5 separate regions of the Homo sapiens genome follow, and regions 1, 2, 4 and 5 are each linked to region 3. Evidence: chromatin loops called from intact Hi-C (ENCODE). Cell type or tissue: Caco-2. All regions are shown on one strand. Region 1 has its middle 42 kb from the start of PGRMC1. Region 2 has its middle 25 kb from the start of LINC03098. Region 3 overlaps KIAA1210. Region 4 has its middle 17 kb from the start of PGRMC1. Region 5 has its middle 54 kb from the start of KIAA1210.

What was found. Hi-C counts contacts between places; a loop is a spot of excess contacts. Peaks named below come from ENCODE experiments on the same cell type or tissue, not always from the same donor. Only the 100,000 strongest peaks of a DNase experiment are listed, where the experiment ranks them.
Region 1: it touches region 3 in a loop (16-fold over the local background); 12 of 110 quality-filtered maps call a loop at or near these places.
Region 2: a loop joins it to region 3, with 13 times the contacts of the local background. A loop is called at or near these places in 32 of 110 quality-filtered maps.
Region 4: it touches region 3 in a loop (12-fold over the local background); 28 of 110 quality-filtered maps call a loop at or near these places.
Region 5: a loop joins it to region 3, with 6 times the contacts of the local background. A loop is called at or near these places in 12 of 110 quality-filtered maps.

Annotation. Positions count from the first base shown.
Region 1 is chrX:119,191,786-119,196,785 of GRCh38, forward strand. No RefSeq gene overlaps it. Among named protein-coding and RNA genes, the nearest start is that of PGRMC1, 42 kb to the right of the region's middle. In Caco-2, a CTCF peak has its summit at 3,054 (motif pointing left); no DNase peak of the experiment used is centred here.
Region 2 is chrX:119,264,434-119,269,433 of GRCh38, forward strand. No RefSeq gene overlaps it. Among named protein-coding and RNA genes, the nearest start is that of LINC03098, 25 kb to the right of the region's middle. RefSeq lists a silencer at 2,013-2,307. In Caco-2, a CTCF peak has its summit at 2,192 (motif pointing left); no DNase peak of the experiment used is centred here.
Region 3 is chrX:119,117,084-119,122,083 of GRCh38, forward strand. All of the region lies in intron 2 of KIAA1210, which reads right to left. Among named protein-coding and RNA genes, the nearest start is that of KIAA1210, 8.2 kb to the right of the region's middle. In Caco-2, no CTCF peak of the experiment used is centred here; a DNase peak (open chromatin) is centred at 1,888.
Region 4 is chrX:119,216,529-119,221,528 of GRCh38, forward strand. It overlaps the pseudogene NUDT19P1 and the pseudogene HNRNPA1P28. Among named protein-coding and RNA genes, the nearest start is that of PGRMC1, 17 kb to the right of the region's middle. In Caco-2, no CTCF peak of the experiment used is centred here; no DNase peak of the experiment used is centred here.
Region 5 is chrX:119,179,265-119,184,264 of GRCh38, forward strand. It overlaps the pseudogene ARL5AP1. Among named protein-coding and RNA genes, the nearest start is that of KIAA1210, 54 kb to the left of the region's middle. In Caco-2, a CTCF peak has its summit at 2,395 (motif pointing left); no DNase peak of the experiment used is centred here.

The DNA of each region.
Region 1 (5,000 bases), 75 kb after region 3:
ACTGAGGGGAGGGGGGGCAGCCATAGTCAAAGTGCAGAGACAGCTGGAAGGCTGCCACAGTCATCCAGGTGGGAGATGATGACAGGAGCTTTGATTCGTGTGGCCTGGTAAAAATGGAGAGCAATGGACAGAGTCCAGACATATTTAGGAAACGGAATCAACAGGACATTGTGATGGATTGCCTATGGAGCTTCAGTGAAGGGAGGCTTCATTCCCATTCTCTAGAGTGGGGCTGAGGACACATAGGAGAAAATCTTCAAAACCAAGGGCTTGGTAAAGACTTGGATGGATGTCACGGGCATTATGCTGAGTGAAAAAAGCTGACCTTCAGGCTGGGCACAGTGGCTCATACCTGTAATCCCAGCACTTTGGGAGGCCGAGGCGGGTGGATCATGAGGTCAGGAGACCAAGACCATCCTGGCCAACACAGTGAAACACCGTCTCTACTAAAAATACAAAAAGTTAGCTGGGTGTGGTGACATGCACAGTAGTCCCAGCTACTCGGGAGGCTGAGGCAGGAGAATCGCTTGAACCTGGGAGGTGGAGGTTGTAGTGAGCTGAGATCATGCCACTGCACTCCAGCCTGGGCGACTGGGCAACAGAGTGAGACTCCGTAAAAAAAGAAAAAAAAAAAAGCTGACCTCCAAAGGTTGCATATGATATGATTCCATTTATATAACATTCTTGAAGTGATAAAATTGTAGAGATGGAGAACAGATTAGTGGTTATCAGATAAGTGGTATTCCTACCAGGTGAAGGGAATTAAGTGAATGTGATCACGCCACTGCACTCCAGCCTGGGTAAAAGAGTGAGACTCTGTCTCAAAGAAAAAAAAAAAAAAAGAGGAAAATAAAAGAAAGCATTCAATAAAATGAAGCTACTATTAAAACCAGGTACTGCCCCCTGTTTTCAGGAAGCCTCCAATTCAGCCCTGTGGACAGGGAAATAAGGGAACCTGTGCCTAGGGTGACATTCATGAGTCCGGGAGACTCATATTGTATTAAATAGAGGAGGTGGGAAAAGAACGGAGAGGGTAAGGGAAAACATGAGGACATTTTAAAGAAAAAACTAGGAGTACTTAGGCAAATTAGAAGTTGAGGTTACAGAAGGAATACCTTAAAAGTCTTTGAAAGACAAGCCTGCATTTATTAATGTGTTCACAGGTTATTAACTCTTTAACTGAAAGTCTGAGGAGTAAATGTCAGGGAAACTTCAGCATTGGGAGCCCCCTTAATGGCATGTCAGTGGAAATAACTGTGTCCTACTAGGGACATGTTACTTCTTTAATAATTCTCTCCTGACCAAAACTCATCTTTTAAAAAAATAGGCTATTTTTAGATATATAGAATAGTTTTAGGTATATAGTAATATATAGGAATAATACATATAACTATAGAATAGTTTCCCCATAGATTTTCTGTCCTTTAGCTTAAGGCCAGACTCCCTTTACAATCCTAATCTTACCTAAGAGTAGATTTTCATAGGGGGAGACTACGACATCTCTCAGGTGACAGAAGAAGGGAACAGGGAATATGGGTAAGAAGAGGGAGAAGTCTTCTCTTTCCTGTGTAAGTCTGCCAGGCCTGTGTGGACAACTTATCATGTCAGGGTGTATCCTTCACCCTTCTTATTCATTGCTGAGAGCTCAGTTCAGTAGGACAGAGCAAGCAGGCCCATGATGATGATGAGGAGGAGGAAGAGAAAGATGACATGAGCTACCATGTTTCAGGTACCTACCATGTGCCAGAAACTATGCATGCATTTTCTCTAATTTTCACAACAAATCTTACAAAGAAGGTAGTACTGTTAGCACCTTTTAAAAGATGTAAAAACAGCTTCAGATAGGTCAAAAAGTTTGGCAGAGCCGGGTTAAGAACCCAGGTCTAGTCTTGTCCCAGATGTCCACTTTGAAGGAGACCATAATAGGGAGGACTTCATCTGATGGAAGAGTCAGGAAAGGCCTTACCGAAGAAGTGTCCAAAGGCCTCTTCTCCAGACACCCTCTCCTTCCTTAAGAGTCAGCCAGCACTTGCTCACACATGGCTGTTAGGCTCCCATTTCCCTGGTGACAGGCAGTAAGATGAAGATCAGATAAAGAGCCAGAGGATGATCAGAACCCCAATTTGGTCACGTGTTTGGATTCAAATCTTCTGTTCCATCAAGTTGGGCACCCCCCACCCCACCCAAAAACCGAGGAGGCCTAAAATCTGCACAGTGTAATTTCAGAGTGCCTACCCCTCCTCTCATTTGCTGTACCTGAACTTGCAGCCTTCCTTTAGCCTAGCCCTCTTTTCTCCCATGTGGGGTAGGGACCCACTAGGTCCTCTAAGCTGTCAACATGCAAACCTCTCCAGGAGAGGCCATGGTGGCCTCATAGTGAATTCCAAGTGAATCCCAAGTAGGATGGAAGCTTCTGATGGATGTGGAGATAAAGAGAGATTAATGAGTTAGAAGGGAGAAAGACCATCATAGAATGAGGGGAGAACTGAAGAATGATGTTGGGGAAGGAGTGAAATTGAATATACTAACTTTGTGAATGTTTCAGAAGAGAAAACCAGTGTCTCCTAAGGTAGCCAAACAGGCTTAAAGTCTTGATGCGAAGAAAACCAATAAATGAAACCTGGCACTGAAAAAATGACAAGAAAGAAGAACATTAAGTTAATTGTAGTTGACTCTGGGTTATGGGAATATGGATATATGTACATGTATATACATATATATGTGTGTGTGTGTGTACACACATTACTACAATATAGTACAGTAATATGTACATAAAGAAAGAGATGCGTTCCCTGGCATCCAGGAGCTGCCCTGGTACCATCAGCTAGGTCTTGGTGTTGGTGGTAGCTGTCCTTGCACTTACAGCTGGACCATGGTGATCTCCTATTGAGCATGAACAATCTCACAGAACGGCAACATCAGACAAGGCCACTCTGTGACAACGATCAACGAAGGCAAAAACCAGACCACACCATAATTATGTCTTAACAAAGACTAAACATGAACATTGCCCAAGCCACATAAAGAATCAAATGTCCCCCTCTCCTGGCTAATAAGAGTGATTGCTGCTTCTTCGTTGCTTCTTTGCCAATTGCAGCTTTAGCCTCACTAGCTTGCCCTCTCTCTGGATACTCTCTAAATAAGAATACCTAGTCACAGAATTGGCCCCGCTTCCTGATAGCATCCAATCTAGAGCCAACACCAGCTTCCTTAAATCCTCCAAAAATCACAGGACACAAGCCCAAGTCCTATAAGTGCTTTCTAACACTCTCTTCTTGAGATGGCCATGGTTTCCCATAGTGTGTATTATTCCTTGCTGCTGGAGAGTATGGAGTATGTGTGCTTGATAGACAGATAGATAGATTAGATAGATAGAGAGATAGATAGATAGGTGAATAGATAGATGTATTTCACACATGCATATTTTTTTTTCTACATGATTTGGTCTCAGCTTTAAACTCTTCATTTGGCATGAAAATGGAGCCTTGGTTTGACTTCTGAAAAACAGAATGAAGTCATTAGCAAAGACAAGGGATCAACCCAGGTTCCCACCAATGGTGGATTGGATAAAGAAAATGTGGTACATGTACACTATGGAATACTGTGCGGCCATAAAAATAATGAAATCCTGTCCTTTGCAGCAACATGGATGGAGCTGAAGACCGTTATCCTAAGCAAACCAACACAGAAATAGAAAACCAAATACCACATATTCTCACTTACAAGTGGGAGCTAAGCATTGGGTACACATGGATATAAAGATGGGAACAACGGACACTGGGGAATAAAAGGAGCGGGGAAGGGAGGTGGGTAAGGGTTGAAAAACTACATATTGGGTACTATGCTCACTATCTGGGTGGCAGGTTCAATTGTACTCCAAACCTCAGCATCTTACAATATACCTTTGTAACAAACCTGCGCATGTACCCCTTGAATCTAAAATAAAAGTTGAAAAAAAAAAAACAGAGTGAAGTCTCATTAATTGAAAGAGCCGTAACTCACAATACTTGATGAGTACTATAACAGGCAGCTGAGGTTTACCTTTGCCCCAACTATAAAAAATGAACAGCAAGCTATGAAAATTAATCATCTGAATAAAAGTGACTGTGAGACAGTTCAGCTAGTTTAAAAGTAGAATCAATTTGCATGCTAATTATGTGCTAATTACGTTATTCATTAACAAAGGTCAAGGGAACCTCTACTTAGTTACATCCTGTTAGGTGTTAGTTGAGGTTACTGTTTTACTTGAAAACAAAAAGTCTATAAATCAGACTTCTTATTAAATCAGACCCCTTATTTCAGGGGGCCTTTATCTACTAAATTATTTTGAAACAGCAAGGCCAGCTACCCATCACATACCATCAGGGGTCCCCGGTTGATTCATGGAGCAAAGTCACATTGAGTGAATACAGTTATTCCGGCCATTTCAGCAAAGTAATTTGCCATCTTGTCTCAGTCTATTTGTGCTGCTATAACAAAATACTTGAGACCTGGTAATTTATAAAGAACAGAAATGTATTTTCTCACAGTTCTGGAGGCTGGTAAGTCCAAGATCATGACACCAGCGTGGTGTCTGGTAAGGGCATCTTCCCATGGTGTCCTCACAATGTGGAAAAGGCAAACGCCGTGTCCTCACATGGCAGAAGGGTAAAAGGGGCAAAAGGCAGCTAGGGCTCTCCCTTAAAGCTTTCTTTTTTTATTTTTAAAGATGGGGTCTCACCTTATCACCCAGGCTGGAGTGTGGCGTGATCATAGCTCACTGCATCCTGGGCTCAAGCAATCCTCATAACTCAGCCCTCCCAAGTAGCTGGAACTATAGGCATGAGACACCATGTACGGCTAATTTGTTTTATTTTATTTTTTGTAGAAATGGTGTCTCACTATGTTGCCCAGGCTGGTCTTGAATTTCTGGCCTCAAGTGATCCTCCTGCCTCATACTCCCAAAGCACTAGAATTAGAGGTGTGAGCCACCACACCCACCTAGACCCTTCAACATCTTT
Region 2 (5,000 bases), 150 kb after region 3:
TCATTAATAACTTTCCCATCATTTTCACCAATCACTATTATATGCATAGATTAATTTATTAAACAAAGTTTCAGGAGCCTAGATAAACCAAGCCTTAATGGCAAGAAATGCCATAATCATGACCTTCACAAATTATCAAAAAGTCAAATTTTAATAAATATTTCTAGTATTCCCATATTCTATTGTGTTCACCATAACCTCCCCAATCCTCCCCACCCACATGCACATATCTTTCCTTTAGCCTTATGATTAAAAGCAACACTACTGAGATGACTTATTCTTTAATATCTTTGCATAGGAAAATGGGAGCTCCTCTAACCTTAAAAAATTATAGTTATTTAATAATGTTTACACAGTGTGCATTCTAGCAGTATCTTGTGTACGTAGCTTCACTAAAACATTTCACTCAACATGTTCCCAATGCCAAAACATTTCTAGGAGATTCTCAGAGAACACGGTCACCTCATCTTCCTTGCCTCTATATCTCGTAGCAAAGTTGATTGAATAACAGTAGGATAAGGGAATAGAGAAAAGGAAATAGACTGGAGATGTTGTCACAAGCCTAAAATGTTTATTTTAACCAGCAGTGAAACCTCAGTAAATTCTGCACAGTCTGCATCCTAAGACATTCCAATATCTTCTCCTGTTTCAGGAGATACTGGAGAGATTCACCTAATATATCTCAGGATTTTTAGATCAGAAATATAACTTGAAACTTTAAAAGCACTTGAGTAATCAGCAAAGTAGCCACCTATTCATTCTCTCTTGCTTGTTCTCACTCTCATAAATATTTGCTGTCATAGTATTAGAAAGGCCATTTGAATGAGGTACTTAAAAAAAAAGTGGAAAAAATAGGACCATCTATGCAATCAATATCCTCTTTCAAAGTAGCTCTTTGCTGCCTTTCTTTTTTCTCCAGGCTTTTGAATTTTAAGGTTAGTCATTTTGAAAACATTTAAGATGTATGCAATTATACAACATATTTATGGAAATAGCAGGGAAGCCAGAATTTATTTGGGTCAAATTAACCTAGCCAATTTTCAATTTTCTGGCTACTACAGAATCCCAGTATATCTTGACCAAATAAAAACATTCCATGGTTCTTCAGTCAAGATGCCACGCATGGACGTTCAAGTATTCTGACACGCCATTAGCCCAACAACATTTTAAAACTGAGGCTGACCATATGCTCTGATCTTGAATAATTTAAAAATCACATCATTAAAATGAGTGGCACTCAGTTTTGCAATAATAAGAATATAGCCAATATATGGCCCGACAAATGACCGAATTCCAAAATTAAAATGGTCTGGGCTTATGGGGGCACTGGGGGCTTTCTGGGCAGAATGGAAGGGATTTTTGGAGATGCACAGCCATTTGGCAATGATAAATTTGCAACAATGAAATATTAGAGTCCTACTGAGAGAGAATCTCTTCTACCACCATTCAAAGAAAATCAGCTCGAAGGTAGAATTTAGTATGTGGAATTTTGATCCTGAGATGAAGAAAGCTGGATTCACATTAATTTAACTCTGAGCAACTTAATTTCCTGTTTTCTTTTCCTTGTGTTAAAACATCATCCTAAAGTTTCCGTATGTGGTAATGTTTGTGGAAGCAAAGTGTTCTGAGTGTTTCTGAGGCTAATAGAAAATAAATTAGCCTGAAGAAAAGTCTTGTGTTGGCCTTTCTGTGCAAATGCATTCACATAACTAACTCTAAGCTAGTGTGTATAGGAGTCATTCCAAGATAACAAGGGAAGAAGCTATTTTTAAAAACCTGCACAGAGCAGTCAGCAGACCTATCTGACCAGTCCTTTGGTCTTTTGCCCCTTCTTCTGCACCAGGAACATTTTTATTGAAGAACACCTCTCTCCAGACACCTCCAGCCAGGAATGCTGCTTTATACCTTGGATTAATAAACAATGCTACTGAAGAAGACTCACTGCTTTCTCTTCTCATGAAAAAAAAAAAAAGCTATCAGGGAATTAAAGGAATGTGGCTGAGTATCTTCCATACTTTTGCCTCCATCATTGAATAATCAGTATTATTTGTGGGAAATGCGTATCATGAGGTTGCCAGTGTTTTGCTTCTCAGTTGTATTTCCACAATCTGAAAATTACCAGCAAAATTCCTGCCCACCAGTCGCCACCTACAGGTCAAAAGCAACCTTCACACGGGACCCTGCTTTGCACTATTACACAGTTTTTGAGAGTAACAGTACTTCCCAACCTTTTAAAAATCCCAAGGTAAACTTATTTGAATACAAGTCCCACAGAATAGGATATTATCCAATACCTCGTGCTGAAAATGTGATCAAGGGAAGAAAGACTGGAGAAGCCACAATTCACTTGAACTCTTCACAGTGGACCAAAATGAAGTTATGGCATCCTAACCAGGGAATAGTGCCAGAGAGAAAAAGGTACAAAGTCAAAAGCGAATGAAATTATTTTAAAATTAAGACAACTGTATATTAACAATATTCAGCATGAACAGCATGTAAGATTTACACCATTGTATATACCATCATGATCTGATTTTTGCACCTGTTTTATTAGCAATTCCAGATATTGATATGGTCAACACAATTCCTCATTTTTCATGCCTATAGAGAGTTTCTCTCGAAATTCTGTACAATTACAATGTGTCAATAAAAATTAAATGTTGTTAAAAAAGAAATTCTATATAGAGAAAAATTCTATAGAAACTCTATACTTACTATATATTTAGTTGGATATTCTCCCTGGGGATTTGTGTCTTCAATTATTTTTGAAAGAGCATAACTCTTTCCAAAAGAGTACTGCCACTACTCTACACTACTATTATGAGAACAAGTGCTACCATGGAAATCTTTGTGTAAATTTATTTATTTATTTATTTATTTATTTATTTATTTATTTATTTATTTTGTGACAGAGTCTCACTCTGTTTCACAGGCTGGAGTGCAGGGGCATGATCTCAGCTCACTGCAGCCTCTGCCTCCCGGGTTCAGGTGATTCTCATGCCTCAGTCTCCAGAGTAGCTGGGATTACAGGCACATGCCACCACGCTCGGGTAATTTTTGTATTTTTTTGGTGGAGATGAGGTTTCGCCATGTTGGCCAGGCTTGTCTCGAACTCCTGACTTCAAGTGATTCGCCCGCCTTGGCCTCCCAAAGTGCTGGGATTACAGGTGTGAACCACCGTTCCAGGTCTTATGTAAATATTTTTTAAAAGCCAATTTATTAGGCCATCAGCATTATTAACATACTTGATTCCCCTGCAGTCCTGATCACACTGGATCATTATCATTTTTATTTCTGTTACCTTTATTAGTATAAAATGACAACTTAAAGCAGCTTTAATTTGCATTTAATTTTATGTAGGCTGTAGTTCCAGCCAACTTTTATATTGATATTCAACTGCCTATTCAATGTCTCCAGTTGAATGTATCATTGGCATCTCAACCTAACAAGTGCATCAGAGCCCTTAATTTGCATCTCCTAAACCTGTCCTCCACATCACACTTGCTCCCCTGATTCCCAGTGATTCCCAGCTCCCTAAGTAGAGCCACCCTGCACCCAGGCGCTTAGGCTCAAAACCTAGGAGTTAATCCTTCCAAAAGTCTTTTTGACTCCACCTTTACCACAAATCCCAAATTCATCTCCATCTTCGCTGCTACCCCCCAGTCCAGGCCACTGTGATCTCTCACCTGGATTACTGCAACAGCCTCCTAACTGGTCCTTCTTCTTCCATCCTTGCCCCTACAGAGTCTACTCTACACAACAGCCAATGTCATATTTTTAAAAACCTAAATCAGATCATGTCACTCCTCTGTTCAAAACCCTCCAGCAGCATCTCATCATGTTTTGAATGAAATCCAAACTACTTACCTTCAAAACATGGCCCCCGCCCACCTCTTTCAACTCAGCTTTTTACCCTTCTCCCTATTACCCTTGTTCTCTCCATCTCACCCCACTGGCCTTTTTACTGCCCCTCAAATGCATCAGGTTCACTCCTCAGGCCTTTGCTCTTGTGGTTCCCTCTACCTGAAGGGTTCTCCTTCAAGATTTTCTCATGGCTGGCTCCTTCACTTTGCTCTCATTTGACTTGAATGTCACCTCCTCAGAGAAGCCTGCCCTAAACACTCTCTGAAATAGCACTGCTATCACCCCTGTGACTTGGTAGCCTATCATACCATTTTATTTTCACTGTAACACAGAAACCATCTGATCATCCTGTGTCATTGTTAACATTTTATTTTTAATCTGCATCTGTCTGGTTCACCATTATATCTTTAGAGCCTAGAACAGTACCTAACATATAGTAGGAACTTAATAATGCTAAATCTTATGTAAAACAGAGACTTTGTGCAATAACTACATTTAAAAGATGTTACTTCCGGCTGGGCACAGTGGCTCATGCCTGTAATCCCAGCACTTTGGGAGGCCGAGGTGGGTGGATCACAAGGTCAGGAGTTCGAGACCAGCCTGGCCAACATGGTGAAACCCCGTCTCTACTAAAAATACAAAAAGTAGCCGGGCGTGGTGGTGCACGCCTGTAATTCCAGCTACTCAGGAGGCTGAGGCAGGAGAATTACTTGAACCCAGGAGGCAGAGGTTGCAGTGAGCCAAGATCGCACCACTGCACTCCAGCATGGGTGACAGACTGAGACTCTGTCTCAAAAAAAAAAAAGTATTACTTCCCTACTTAAAATACTAATAACAGCACCTAAAGACCCACAGTGAAATGATAATGCAGACTTGCTTGTTCTTTTGGACTCCTAGACCTATTAACATTAATCAGTGAACATTGAGATTAATTTAAGTGTACCTACCAAGCACCTTTAAGACAGTTTGGGGACCACAGTGAAGAGTCACCCTCAAACAACTGAGTCTAGAAAGGGAAAGAAATTGAGACAATTAACTGGAATCTAAGGAAGAAAATGGTGAATGTCAGGAGAGACATTTGGTACTTTGGGCTACAGACAAGCAATAATGGTTTTAACATTCTTTCACATGAGTGT
Region 3 (5,000 bases):
GCAATCCAATAGGAGAGCCAAGCTCCCACATGTGAAAAACACTTCAGAACCCTTAGAAATCCAAGTCTAAGTGGCAGTTGATACTTCCTAGCCTGCGTGCTCAAAGGATGCAGACCCAAAGAGTGAGTGCGGTTGGTTAGTGCAGTCCAGGAACACTTCCTTGAGGAAGGAATTTATGAGCAAGGGAGATGGCCGGGAATCAGAAAGAAGAAAGGGCTGCCCAGGCAAAGAAGCTGCCTGTGTAAAAGGCATGTCAAAATCAGATACCAAAGAGTTTTTCAAGGAGTGTGTGTGTGTGTGTGTGTGTGATGATGATCATTGTGTGTGTTCTTCAAGTCTTGCCAATTGGTTTGGATTATCTACAGGGCTGCTGCCCTTTGCACATGCAGATAAATGAGAGTTTGCTCTATCTATAATAATTACCAGGGCAGCAGTGAGGAGTGTGAGTTTTAAATGCCCTTAAGGTGCTGTCTGTTTGGGCTTTACTTTTTTTTTTTTTTTTTGAGACAGAGCCTCACTCTATCACCCAGGCTGGAGTGTGATGGCATGATCACGGCCCACTGCAACTTCCACCTCCTGGGCTCAAGCCATCCTCGCACCTTGCACCTTGCACCTCAGTCCCACCCCAGTAGCTGGGACTATAAGCACGCACCACCACACGTGGCTAATTTTTGGATTTTTTGTAGAGACGACGCTCTAGAAACTAGAGTTGAGTTCTAGAACTAGAGTTGAGTTCTAGTCTCAAACGCGAACTCTTGGGCTCAAGTGATCCACCCGCCTTGGCCTCCCAAAGTGCTACAATTACAGGCATGAGCCACCACGCCGGGCCTCTTTAGTTTCTTAATAAGCACATATGTCTTTATTGTGCTTATTAAGAAACTAAAGGGGAGAAGGGGGAGAGGGCTCGTGCTGCATTCTTCAAAGGGAAGGAATTAGCTCTTATTGATTTCACATGCAACAAGTGCCAACTAAGTTGTCTCATTCCAAGTCTCAACTGTCTGGTCTCCAGAAGGTCTCATCAGCACAGCAATTCTGTGCTGGCAATGAAGGGTCCAGACAAGGGAGTTGCCAATGCAGCAGCCATCATGAAAGGCTTAATGGTGTAATGGAAAGCACCATCCAAGAGTCAGAAAATTCTGGAATCCTAGGCTTGAATTCACTATCAATTAGCTCTGTGACCTGGAGTAGGTCACTCAACCTCTCTGGGACTCAGCAGGAAAATTAAAGAATTGCACCTGATCAGCATCTCCCAAAGTGTGTTCAGAGGGATGCTCATAAGATTTGTTGTATGAGAAAGGGATCCGTAGTCCAGTCAATCTGGAAAATTCTGGATTAGACAAAGTTCAGTAGCCTGCTTTTCAACAAAACTTTTCTGAAACTTCAAAATGGTTATGTATATGGTGAAGTTCCAAGAAACCAGGCAACAATATTATCTCCCAATGTATGTAAGCGGAATGTCTGGCAAAAAACACTTTGAGAAATGCTGAACTAGAGTTCCTTTAGCTTTGAAATGCTATGACTTATTTGTGCACCGATTACTCCTGAGCCTGCCAGGGTAAAGGTTCCTAAACTTCAAGGCCTGCCTTAAGTCCAGTTTCCCACCAATCAGTGAAACTCATGCTTCTCTCTATCTTCTGAACACCTAAAACTTGGCTGTTAGCATCAAAAGTTTTGCATCTGAATGTTCTTAGCCTCCTCACTCATTCATTCGTTCATTCATCTATTCAACAAATATTTATTAAGGTCAAGTACTTACCATGTTCTGGGTATCCGTGAGAAAGAAAGAAGTTATAGCTCCCTATGTCTTAGCTACCGCCCCTACATCAAGGCTGTAGGCAAGCCCTCCTTAGCATCCCCCTTAGCAACTAGCACAGTGCAAGGCATGCAGTAACAGCTGTGTCCACTGGGGAGCGCAGAATACCAACACAGCTTGTCACTTCCTTTGACTTGAGACCACTGAACAGAGTCATCCTTCAGCATACGATAATTTAAACACTGGCCCTTATAAGGAGTTGATGCAAATTATAGATGACATAGGTAAAGAGCTTAGCATATGATCTGGCATGTAGTAAGTGTTCAATAAATGTGAGCTAGTGTTAGGGACTCAGTAATTACTTGTTTATCAGGGCTGGATTCAATTCTATCTCATTAGAAGCAGCCCCATATCTATAACTGAATAGTGAACTGTACAATATGCATAATTGGAGGCAGAAGCCAGCATGGAGTAGAGCAACGAAAGATTATAGAACTGTTTGCTTGATAATTGCTGCTTAAGTAATTTCTGTTTTGGATGACTTGGGCAATTTCTTATCTACTAGAATTTGCCTATATAGGGGCATGGTTGGGAAAACTTGGCAATTCTACCTAAAGAGAGAAAGAATAAAAAATGAAAATGAAATAGGAAACGTATATTTTCTGCAAGATCCCTTTTAAAAGTGTTTTCAGAAAAAAATAATTTCTACAATAATAAAATATTTAAGGCTGGGCATGGTGGCTCACACCTGTAATCCCAGCACTTTGGGAAGCCAAGGCAGGAGGATTGCTTGAGCTCAGGAGTTCGAGACCAGCCTGATCAACATAGCCAGACCTCATCTGTATTGAAAATAAAAAAGGCCGGGCGCGGTGGCTCACGCCTGTAATCCCAGCACTTTGGGAGGCCGAGGCGGGCGGATCACGAGGTCAGGAGGTGGAGACCATTCTGGCTAACACGGTGAAACCCCGTCTCTACTAAAAATACAAAAAATTAGCTGGGCGCGGTGGCAGGTGCCTGTAGTCCCAGCTACTCGGGAGGCTGAGGCAGGAGAATGGCACGAACCCGGGAGGCAGAGCTTGCAGTGAGCCCAGATCCAGCCATTACACTCCAGCCTGGGTGACAGAGTGAGACTCCATCTCAAAAAAAAAAAAAAAAAAAAGAAAGAAAGAAAAGAAAAGAAAAATTAGCTGGGGGTGGTGGTTAGTGCCTGCACTCCCAGCTACTCAGGAGGCTGAAACAGGGGGATTGCTTGAGCCCAGGAGGTTGAAGCTGCAGTGAGCTATGACAATGCCACTGTACTCTCCCCTGGGCAAGGAAGTGAGATCCTTCTACCTCTGCCTCCCAAGGTGCCAGGATTACAGGTATGAGCTACTGTGCCCAGACGATTTATTGATTCTTGACAGGTGGATCTCATTCTGGCCTTCTGAAAGGGGAACAACTTTATGCTCAGAAGATTTAGAAACACAGCAATTGTTGCCCCTCTTGCTTCAAAATCCCATAGTGGAAGAGAGGAAAGCAAAGCTAGGATTCCCTAGCAATTCCTGAGTTGCAAACCTGCTTCTAATAATCCAGCAAAGACAGGGAGAAGAGAGTCAGCAGCTAATAGCCATTTGTGACACAATCTATAAACACTGACTAACTGGATAAAAACATGTCTAATAAACTATTTAGGCTGTAATAATGAATTCAACAAACAATCATTGTATGAGCAGAAAAATTGTACATTAACACATTTTTATGTTCCTAAATTAACAAAATGACTAGTGACTTTGGAACTGTAACAGGTGCTGAAAGTTAAGTATGCATATAGTCCAATTTCCCCCCAATTTTCCATTCTTTTCTGGGCAGAAACAACTTATTTTCCCGCAAAGATTCAAAAATAGCTAAAGCAATGGGTGTCTCTTTTAACCATGGACCCTAGAAGAAAAAGAATGTTTCCATTCCATCCTGTAGTGTGGCTCTGAGTGTGGTGGTGGTATAGCTTTGTTAGCAGGGAGCTGGGGAGACACGGAGAGATGGTAACTGCCAAATATGGTAGGTTGGCTGCTGTTGCTCTAGGTCAGTGGCTTGAAAGCTGGATACGGCCTTTGTGACAACCCATTGCCAGACATACAATGTCAGTAGCAAGGGTCTATGTCTTCAGCCTGCTTTCCATTAGGAGACCGCCCTATCCCTAACTGTATCCAACACCCCCCACCCCCACTATCCCATGAATGAAGACGAGCCCTGGTCTCAGCCCTGGGAGTGAGATACAAAGCTGGGTACTGTCCATGTGCTATGTTGCTTTTGAAACCCTAATGGAATCTGAGATGGTTGCCATATATTCAAGTCTATAAATTTGGCCTTTGAAGCTTTCTTTTTTAAAGTGTGGTGGGGGCACCTTTCAATCACCAGCAGCTAAGCCCTCCACAGGCTGTTTTTCAAAATCTAGGAAAAGCACAAAGAGTAGAGAGATCTAGACAGCAGGTATGGGTAAAAACTCACATTTGTACCCAGCAATGTTTATATGGGTCACCTATACACTGGATAACTTATGCCATCACAGGGTACAGCAGTTGCAGTCAGTGAGCTGACAGCTGAGAGCTGACAGCTGTCTGGACTTCTATAACAAAGCCACTGATTTCCCTGTCTCAGCCCAAAGACTATGCATTCCCAAGCAGCAAGTAACTTTCAACATACTCATCCAGTCATGGTCTGCAGTGTGTCACATGCCAGAAAACAGCTCATTGAAGGCTGTTTTTTCTCCAGGGAAGAAAACACAGCTAAATCTAATGAGAAATGGTTGCCTCTAAGTTGTATATTTGCTTATCCACAATGCATACAGGCAGCCCATCTGAATTGAAATGAATGAGCTTTTAAAATACATCGCATAATGATGACTTTGTTCTTTTGCATTGCTGCTTGGAAAGAAATTTATTTTTTTAGTTTTTATTTATTATTTTTTTTTTTTGAGACGGAGTCTCGCACTGTCACCCAGGCTAGAGTGCAGTGATGCAATCTCGGCTCACTGCAACCTCCACCTCCCGGGTTCACGCCATTCTTCTGCCTCAGCCTCCCAAGAAGCTGGGACTACAGGCATCCGCCACCACGCCCAGCTAATTTTTTGTATTTTTAATAGAGACAGGGTTTCACCGTGTTAGACAGGATGGTCTCCTGACCTCGTGATCTGCCCGCCTAGGCCTCCCAACGTGCTGGGATTACAGGCGTGAGCCAGCGCGCCCGGCATTTTTTTTTTTTTTTTTTTTTT
Region 4 (5,000 bases), 99 kb after region 3:
GTTAGGAGGGCCGGTTCCTGCCCAGAGCCTACCTAAGTTACATGTTTTGGGTGCTGCCTAATTCATCTACTTTGATCATGAGACATACTCATCCTCATAATGAGAAATGCAAAAGCCCAAATAAGCCAGGCTCTAATTCTACCTTTGGCTTTCACACCGTCTTTGGCTCCTAAAGGGAAGTATCAAAAGAGGGAAAATATTTTGTCCACACTGAAGAGCTGAAATGAAAAGGAATCATTTACCATGCCAATCGTATTTTTTTTATTTTATCACAGAACAATTGGAATGTAAATCAATCATTTTCAAAGTATATCTTTCCCTCTGCCTGAAGTGGAATTACTCTCTAAAGTGACAAACATTAGTATCTTATCTATGTATTTATTTTTGTTTCATTACTAACATCATGGAATTACATTTACAAATGCTCTCAGCTTTGTCTCTGTGTCTATGGAAACATGAATTACTTAGCCTTTTGGAGCCTCAGTTCGCTCATATGGAAAATGACAATAATGACTCCATTGTGCAAAATGCCTGGCTCACTGTTGACCATCAGTAAATGTTGGCTATATTATATAATTATGACAGGTAGTAGAGCATTTTGGTTCAGAGTACAGCCTCTGGAGCCAGGCTTCTTTGGTTCAAATCTTATCTTCATCAGTAAATGATTTTCTGATCTTGGATAAGTTAGCTAAACTGAATGTGCCTTGATTTCTTCTTCTGTAAAATGTGTTAATAAAATTACTTGCTTTATTGGTTGTAAGAAATGAGTTCACTCTGTCAATGAAGAGTCAAACTGTAAAATATTTGAAGAGATGTATTCTGAGCCAAATATGAGTGGCCAATGGCCCATGACACAAGCCCCAGGAGATCCTGAGAACATGTGCCCAAGGTGGTTGGGCTACAGCTTGGTTTTATACATTTTAAGGAGACATATCAATTAATACAGGTAAGATGTACATTGGTTCTATCTGGAAAAGTGGAGACATCTGGAAGCAGGGGCAGAGGTGAGGGGGTTGCTTCTAAGTCATAGACGGATTCAAAGATTTTCTGATTGCCAATTGGTTGAAAGAGTTATTATCTAAAGACTTGAACTCAATGGAAAGGAATGTCTAGGTTACTATAAGGGATTGTGGAGACCAAGGTTTTGTCATGTAGATGGAGCCTCCAGGTAGCAGGCTTCAGAGAGAATAGATTGTAAATGTTTCTTATCAAACTTAAAGAGTCTGTTCTATCAGTCTTCTTTTTTTTTTTTTTTTTTTGACAGAGTTTCGCTCTTGTCTCCCAGGCTGGAGTGCAGTGGCACAATCTTTTGGCTCACTGAAACCTCCGCCTCCCGGGTTCAAGTGATTCTCCTGCCTCAGCCTCCCAAGTAGCTGGGATTACAGGCATGCTCCACCATACCCAGCTAATTTTTTGTATTTAGTAGAGATGAGATTTCACCATGTTGGTCAGGCTGGTCTCGAACTCCTGACCTCAGGTGATCCACCTGCCTTGGCCTCCCAAAGTGCTGGGATTACAGGCGTGAGCCACTGCGCCTGGCCTCTAACAGTCTTAATGTCTCTGTATTGATATTAATGCTGGTCAGCTGTGCCTGAATTCCAAAATGGAGAAGGTTATAATGAAGCATGTCTGACATCCACTTCCCATCATGGCCTGAACTAGTTTTTCAAGTTGGCTTTGGAATTCACTTAGCCGAGGGGAGAGTCCATCAGTTCGTTGGGGGGTTAGAATTTTATTTTTGGTTTACAACTCTATCAAACATGTAGAACAGTTTCTGGCATATATGAGGCACTCAATTAATTTTAGCTATTCTTGTTGACAGTATCCTTGGTGATAGTGTTATTGGCGATCTTAATCCTTATTATTTGGGCAACGACACAATCAAGAACATATTACCTCATAGCACCATCTAGTGCTTATTTTGGAAAATGCCAAATCCCTTTCCCTTGAACAACAGTCATTTGGTGAGGAGAATTTTTAAAATTCCAATTTTAGGAATACAAAAGGAGTTTGGAAATATCATGATTTCAAATTTTCTCCAGCCTATCTGGGCTTTTATTTATAAATGTCAGGGATCTTGGTTGCAAAAGACAGAAACTGACTCTGGCTGAATTTAGCAAATTATTGGGCATTTCACAGAATCAACAGAAAGGCAGGTAAACCAGGATAAAGAAATGATCAGGAATCATGGGAGGACCTCAGTCAAGATTTGCCATAGGACCAGCTTGGTTGGTATGTCACTACTGGCAACAACCACCTTCACTGCCTCTACACACCACCACCACAAAACACTGCTACATCTGGACTCTACTGATCTGACATTCTGGTCTGCTAGATGCAGTTTCTATGAATGAATTCAAAATGGCCACTTTTTGTATAAACCTCTCAAGATCCAAAGTCTTCAGTAAGAGCCTGGGTCCCCTATGGACTCCCTGACCACTCAGGGCTTGTGGAGAGGGAATATGTGCTTCCCTTAGTTTCCACAGTAAGAGGCCTCAGCCTTGTTTTCCAGGCTCACAATGGAGGAATACCTCAAAAAAGAAGAGAGTTTGGACATCCACATCAAGTAGGGTTACTGGATAAAATACAGGAGACACAGTTAAGTTGGAATTTCAGAAAAACAATGAACACATTTTTAGTATGAGCATGCCAATATTACATGCAGCATACTTATAGCAAAAACTTGAAAAGATGAAAATGCCCGGTTTAAGTGTGGAGGGTACAGTGAGACGAGTACTCTTGCATATTACTGGTTGGTATGCCCATTAATATACTCAAGTGGATTAAAAATATTCACAACTGCTGACCCTCAAATACTGTTTTTAGGAATCTTCATAGCCTATGACCCAAGAGCTGAATTTTAAGGAGTGTATCCTAAGAAAATGATCAGAAATAGGCAAAATAATTTGTATGCAGAGTGCTCATTGCAGTTACTGTTCATAAAGAAAAATTGGAAATAAATCTAAATATGCAAGATAAGAGAATGGCCAAATAAATTGTGGCAAATACATATGATAGCATCTTATACAGTCATTAAAAATATGTTCATGAAGAATTCTAGATACGTGGAAAACTGACAAAGAAATGTTCAGAGATAAGAGCAGGGCAGATAATAGCATATACAACTCACTAACTGTAATCTTAGGCTACTTAACCTCTCTCTACCTCAGTTTACTCCTCCGTAAAATGGCATAATAATAGTAATAAGAATGGAACTTGGAATAGTGCTTTGCACATACCAAGTGTTATGTGTTGGCTGGAGTGTGTGTGTGTATATGCAAGTTTGAGGAGGGGGCAGAGGAGACAGAGATGGCAGTCAAGGGACTTTTGCAATAATTGCAGCAACCTAAGTCAGTGTTTCCATGTCTCAGTCTCTAGTTTCATGGTTGCTGAGAGTCAGTTTATGGTGGCAGTGGTAGTGGCTCAGCTTCCCTGGGCTGCAGGTATGGTGTTCTATTCTTTTGTTTTGTTTTGTTTTAATTCATCATTGTCTTTATTTTATAGTAGGAAAACTAAGGCATTTCATGAAAAATGAAGTCAATTGTACAATGCATAATACAGTCAAAGATCTTGACACAGAATTGGTGTCTTAACTATCATTTCTCACCTTTAATCAATAAACATTCCTCTTTAAAGACAATGAAAAATTACTTATGTTAAATATAGAAAAAATAAACATCATTAATTAAACACTACATCTGTAACCTCTTTACATTCATTAACACTCAGGAGTAAAAACAATAATGATTTTTGCTATGGCTTCGTGTTTCTTTAAAACATTAACTAAAATAGATTTCTAATTTGGGAAACATAACTAATGCTATTTGGTTTTTAAAAGAATTGTATCTTAATCATCAAGCTAAAGACATAGCAAGAAAACAATGACATGGTCACTTGAAGGGTGTCTCAGTCTAATTTTCACCATCTAATAAGACACCCTTAAAGTAATTCCAACAGAAAGTCTAAGAAATTCATCGATCAACTTCCTAAGCACATCAGGGAAGGTGCTAAAACAGTGGACATCAAGAACAACAGCAGCAGAACATCTTATTTAAACTTTTGAGATAATAAAACAATACAGAAGTGGGAACCCTTGTGAAATTTTTTTTCTTGTTTTGGTTAACAAGATCATTAATACTTTACAAACCTCATACATGTGGCACACTGTAAGGTTTAAAGAATAAAATAAGGGCCTTTCTGCCCATGGACGCCGCCGAAGAAGCATCGTTAAAGTCTCTCTTCTCCCTTCCGTCATGTCTAAGTCAAAGTCTCCTAAAGAGCCTGAACAGCAGAGGAAGCTCTTCATCGGAGGGTTGAGCTTTGAAACAACCGATGAGAGCCTGAGGAGCCATTGTGAGCAATGGGGAATGCTCACGGACTGTGTGGTAATGAGAGATCCAAACTTCAAGCACTCCAGGGGTTGTGGGTTTGTCACATATGCCACTGTGGAGGAGGTGGATGCAGCCATGAATGCAAGGCCACACAAGGTGGATGGAAGAGTTGTGGAACCAAAGAGAGCTGTCTCAAGAGAAGATTCTCAAAGACCAGGTGCCCACTTAACTGTGAAAAAGATATTTGTTGGTGGCATTAAAGAAGATACTGAAGAACATCACTTAAGAGATTATTTTGAACAGTGAAAAATTGAAGTGACTGAAATCATGACTGACCAAGGCAGTGGCAAGAAAAGGGGCTTTGCCTTTGTAACCTTTGACGACCATGACTCTGTGGATAAGCTTGTCATTCAGAAATACCATACTGTGAATGGCCACAACTGTGAGGTTAGGAAAGCCCTGTCAAAGCAAGAGATGGCGACTGGCTTCATCCAGCCAAAGAGGACAAAGTGGTTCTGGAAACTTTGGTGGTGGTCTTGGACGTGGTTTCAGTGGGAATGACAACTTTGGTCATAGAAGAAACTTCAGTGATCGTGGTGGTTTTGGTGGCGGCTGTGGTGGTGGTGGTGGATATGGTGGCGTGGGGATGGCTATAATGGATTTGGTAAT
Region 5 (5,000 bases), 62 kb after region 3:
TTGTTGTCAAATTTGAGTGGGCACCAGAATCATCTGGAGTGCTTGCTTAACAAAAAGAGTCTCAAGCTCACCTTCAGTCATTCAACTGGAACATCAACTAATATCCAGAAAATACCTGCTATATGCCAGGCACCATGGTAGGTACCAGGGATCCAACACTGAAGAAGAAAGAGTCCCTGTCCACAAGAAGCTTACAATTTAGTGAAAAAAACAGGCAAGAAAGAAAGAAGGTAATAGCAGGCATCTATGAGTGCTATGAAGTAGACAAAACATGGAGGTGATAAGGAGAGACTAGGGTGGGGTTATGGTTTTAGATAGGGTGACCAGGACAGACTTCTTTGAGGAGGTGACATTCTGCTGAGGCCTGAATGGATAGAAGGAGCCAGCCATGGAAAAGGCATTATATCAGAAGGACGAGCAAGTGCAGAGATCTTGCTGTGATAAAAATGTGTTTGGTCCATTCAAGTGCAGAAGGACAGACAGGGCCAGGTGCAGTGACTCACACCTGTAATCTTAGCACTTTGGGAGGCCGAGGCGGAAGGATCACTTGATCCCAAGAGTTTGACACCAGCCTGGGCAACAAAGTGAGAACTCATCTCCAAAAAATATGAGCAAAATTAACCGGGCATGGCGGAGCATGCTTCTAGTCCCTTCTACTTGGTAGACTGAGGTGGGAGGATCGCTTGAGCCCAGGGAGGGTTCCAGCCTGGACAACAGAGTGACAGAGGGAGACCCTCTCTAAAAAAGTAAATAAAAAAATAAAAATAAAAAACACAGAAAGAAAGCCGACAGAGGTCCAAGAAGCTGAATATTGAACAATTGCCCTCCTCCTCCAGGTGATTCTGAGATAGAGGCCCAGTTGAAAATCCCTAGAATAGACAGTCATTCAGAACCCTGACCCTGAGGCTTGAAACATCATCCCAATCAGCAAAACTGTGCTGTGCTATTTAACGAAAAGGAAAAGATTTCCCAGAATTGTGACTGGTACACAGTAGTATCTGATGAATGAATGGCAGCCAGCACCAAAAATCTCCTGATGCTCGATGAGCTCATTTTCAAAGAAACAGAATTTTTCTCAAACAAAGCTTCAAAAGAAGTGAGATAAAAAAACTTTCTCAAAAGCCAAAATTGACAAATGGGATGTAACTAAACTAAAGAGTTACTGCACAGCAAAAGAAACTACCATCGGAGTGAACAGGCAACCTACAAAACGGGAGAAAATTTTTACAATCTACCCATCTGACAAAGGGCCAATATCCAGAATCTACAAAGAACTTAAACAAATTTACAAGAAAAAATCAAACAACCCCATCAAAAAGTGGGCAAAGGATATGAAGAGACACTTCTCAAAAGAAGACATTTATGCAGCCAACAGACACATGAAAAAATGCTCATCATCACTGGCCATCAGATAAATACAAATCAAAACCACAATGAGATACCATCTCACACCAGTTAGAATGGTGATCATTAAAAAGTCAGGAAACAACAGGTACTGGAAAGGATGTGGAGAAATAGGAACAGTTTTGCACTGTTGGTGGGACTGTAAACTAGTTCAACCATTGTGGAAGACAGTGTGGCGATTCCTCAAGGATCTAGAGCTAGAAACACCATTTGACCCAGCCATCCCATTACTGGGTATATACCCAAAGGATTATAAATCATGCTGCTATAAAGACACATGCACACGTATGTTTATTGCAGCACTATTCACAATAGCAAAGACTTGGAACCAACCCAAATGTCCAACAATTATAGACTGGATTAAGAAAATGTGGCACACATACACAAGAAATACTATGCAGCCATAAAAAAGGATGAGTTCATGTCCTTTGTAGGGACGTGGATGAAGCTGGAAACCATCATTCTGAGCAAACTATCGCAAGGACAGAAAACCAAACACCGCATGTTCTCACTCATAGGTGGGAATTGAACAATGAGAACACTTGGACACAGGATGGGGAACATCACCCACTGGGGTCTGTTGTGGGGTGGGGGGAGGGGGGAGGGATAGCATTAGGAGATATGCCTAATGTAAATGACGAGTTAATGGGTGCAGCACACCAACACGGCACGTGTATACATATGTAACCAACCTGCACGTTGTGCACATGTACCCTAGAACTTAAAGTATAATAAAAAATAAAAAAATAAAAATCTGTTTCTTCTTGCCCACTAGTTACCCAAGAAAGCATTGTGAGAATCTCCCACTTTCTGAGCAGCCATGTCCAGGGTAGTCACTGCATTCTGAGGTAGGAGCTCAGCCTCACTGTGGAGCCCTGTGGGCTTACAAGAATAAGAACTGATTGAATCAGCTGAGCTCACTACTGGGATCAACCAGCTGTGGCCACAGCCAACTGGGTTCCTTGGAAGGCCCACATCAGAATTTGTTGATGCCAGGTGCCACCTACAGGCTGCTGGGAGCCTGGCCTATTCACTCAGGAATCCCGGCCAGGGTTGCTATGGGGCCTGCCCAAGCCTCCTGGAACCTCTGCATGATCCCATTGAGTAATGAGGGTCTGGGTCATGTTTTGGGGCCTCTCCCCTGTCCCTTCATGCATCTCTCCCAACACCTCTTACCTCAGGCAGCCAGAACCACGTGGGGCAACTTTAACCTGGACCAGTGGTGGTACCTGGTGCCACACCTAGACAGGTTTATAAAATCTACACTCCAGATCTCTTCCTCTCCCTCCTGCTTCCTTTGCCAAACGAAGCCTTCCTGTGGAGGCTTCTACTTCTGGGAAGATGGAATAAATGTACTACTTTTCCCCATTCTTCCCACTAAGTACAAATAAGAATGCTAGACTGTATATACATTACGTACATTATATACTTTTTAAAAGAGAAAGAAAAAGAAGAAGATTCAAAGGTGGAGACAGGGGCCAGACATGTGGGGTCACACCTGTAATCCTAGCATTTTGGGAGGCCAAGGCAGGAGAACCCCTTGAGCCCACGAGTTCCAGACCAGCCTGAGAAACAAAGGGAGACTCTGTCTCCATACACAGATAAAATAAAATAAAATAATGAAATAAAATAAAATAAAACAGAGACAGAAAGCCCAGAGAGGTCCAAGAAGCTGCATTTTCAACAAGTGCCCTCCTCCTCCAGGTGATTCTGAGATACAGGCCAGGTTGAAAATCCCTAGAATAGACAGTCATTCAGAACCCTGATCCTGAGGCTTGAAACATCACCCCAATCAGCAAACCTGTGCTAAGTGCTATTTGCTGAAAAGGGAAAGATTTCCCAGAATTATGACTGGTACACAGTAATATCTGATGAATGAATGGCAGCCAGCACCAAAAATCTCCTGATGCAGAATCCCATCAAGCTTATTCAAAATGTATATGAAGAGCCAGCGGAACTTATGAATAGACAAAACAATTTCGATAAAGAACAAACTGGGAGGAATCATTCTATCTGATTTCAGGACTTGCTACATAGCTACAGTAATCAATACAATGTGGTATTAGCAGGGGGGTGGACACATTGATTAATGAATAAAATAGAGAAGCCAGAACTAGACCCACACAAATATGCCCAATCGATTGTTGACAAAGGTGCAAAAGAAATTTAATGTAGAAAAGATGGCCTTTTCAACAAATGGCATTGGAACAAATGGGCATCAATAGGCCAAAAAAGATAAAATAACGCAAAATGGATGATGGATTTAAATATAACATGTAAAACTAGAAGGCTTTTAGAAAAAAAACAGGAGGAAATTTTCAGGATCCAGGTGTAGGCAAAAGTTCTCAGATGTGACACCAAAAGCACAATCCATGAAAGGAAAAATTGATAAGTTGGACTTTATCAAAATAAAACCTTTTTCTCTGTGAAAGACCCTGTTAAGAGGATGAAAAGACTAGGAGAAAATATCCAATAAAGGACTAGTATCTAGAATATATAAAGAATTCTCAAACTTAACAGTAGAAAAACAATCCAATTAGAAAATGACCAAATGACACGAACATATACACATATACAGATGGCAAACTAGTATATGAAAATGAGTTCAATATTGCTAGACATTAGGGAAATAAAAAATAAAACCACAATGAGATACCTATCAGAAAGGTTAAAATGAAAAAAAAATAGTGACAACACAAATGCTGGTGAGGATTTGGAGAAACTGGATCATTCATACATTGCTGGTGGGGGTGACAAATGATACAGCCACTCTGGAAAACATCTTGGCCATTTGTGCTTTCTAGGGGGAGGGGAGAGTTTAAGGGAATTTTTATTATACAAGTAGTTCCTCACAGTGATTTGAAAAAGTATGAGACCATATGAAGAAAGTTTAGTAATTTCAGATTTACTTTGTAAAAGCATGCTGACAAATATTAAATGTTATACTTGCAACATTTATATATATATAAACATCTATATATCTGTAGAGATATATACATATCTCTACATACATAGAGATACATAGAGATGTTTATATATATATAAACATCTATATATCTGTAGAGATAGGGTCTCGCTATGTTGCCCAGGATGGTTTCAAACCTGTGGCCTCAAGAAATCCTCCTGCCTCGGCCTCCCAAAGTGCTGGGATTACAGGTGTGAGTCACCATGCCTGATCAAATGTTATACTTGCATTTTGAACGCTGTAATATGAAATTGAAACACAAAACATCCAATGTTAAACACTGATCTCCCCTGCCTGACTTGGATTTAGATATTGAGTATTTTGTATTTTATAGAAAGGAACTTTCAAAGTTTTGTTAATGTATGTACTTATAGTATATATCATTATTCCTCACCAAAATTGTCATGAAATTTAAAAGACTGGTATTAAAAGTTTTTTTTTTTTTTGAATATTTTAAAACCAGTTTGGATTAACCTTCAGATTTTCAGGGCATGATCGATATGCAAATAGAGAACCCAAGAATGGGTTTTAGGACATTTAGGGTAAGTTTGTTTACAGTTGTGACAAAAATACCTTCAACTTTTAGATATGAAAAAAAAATACCCTAAGCAAACATAAAAGTAGTTGGGTC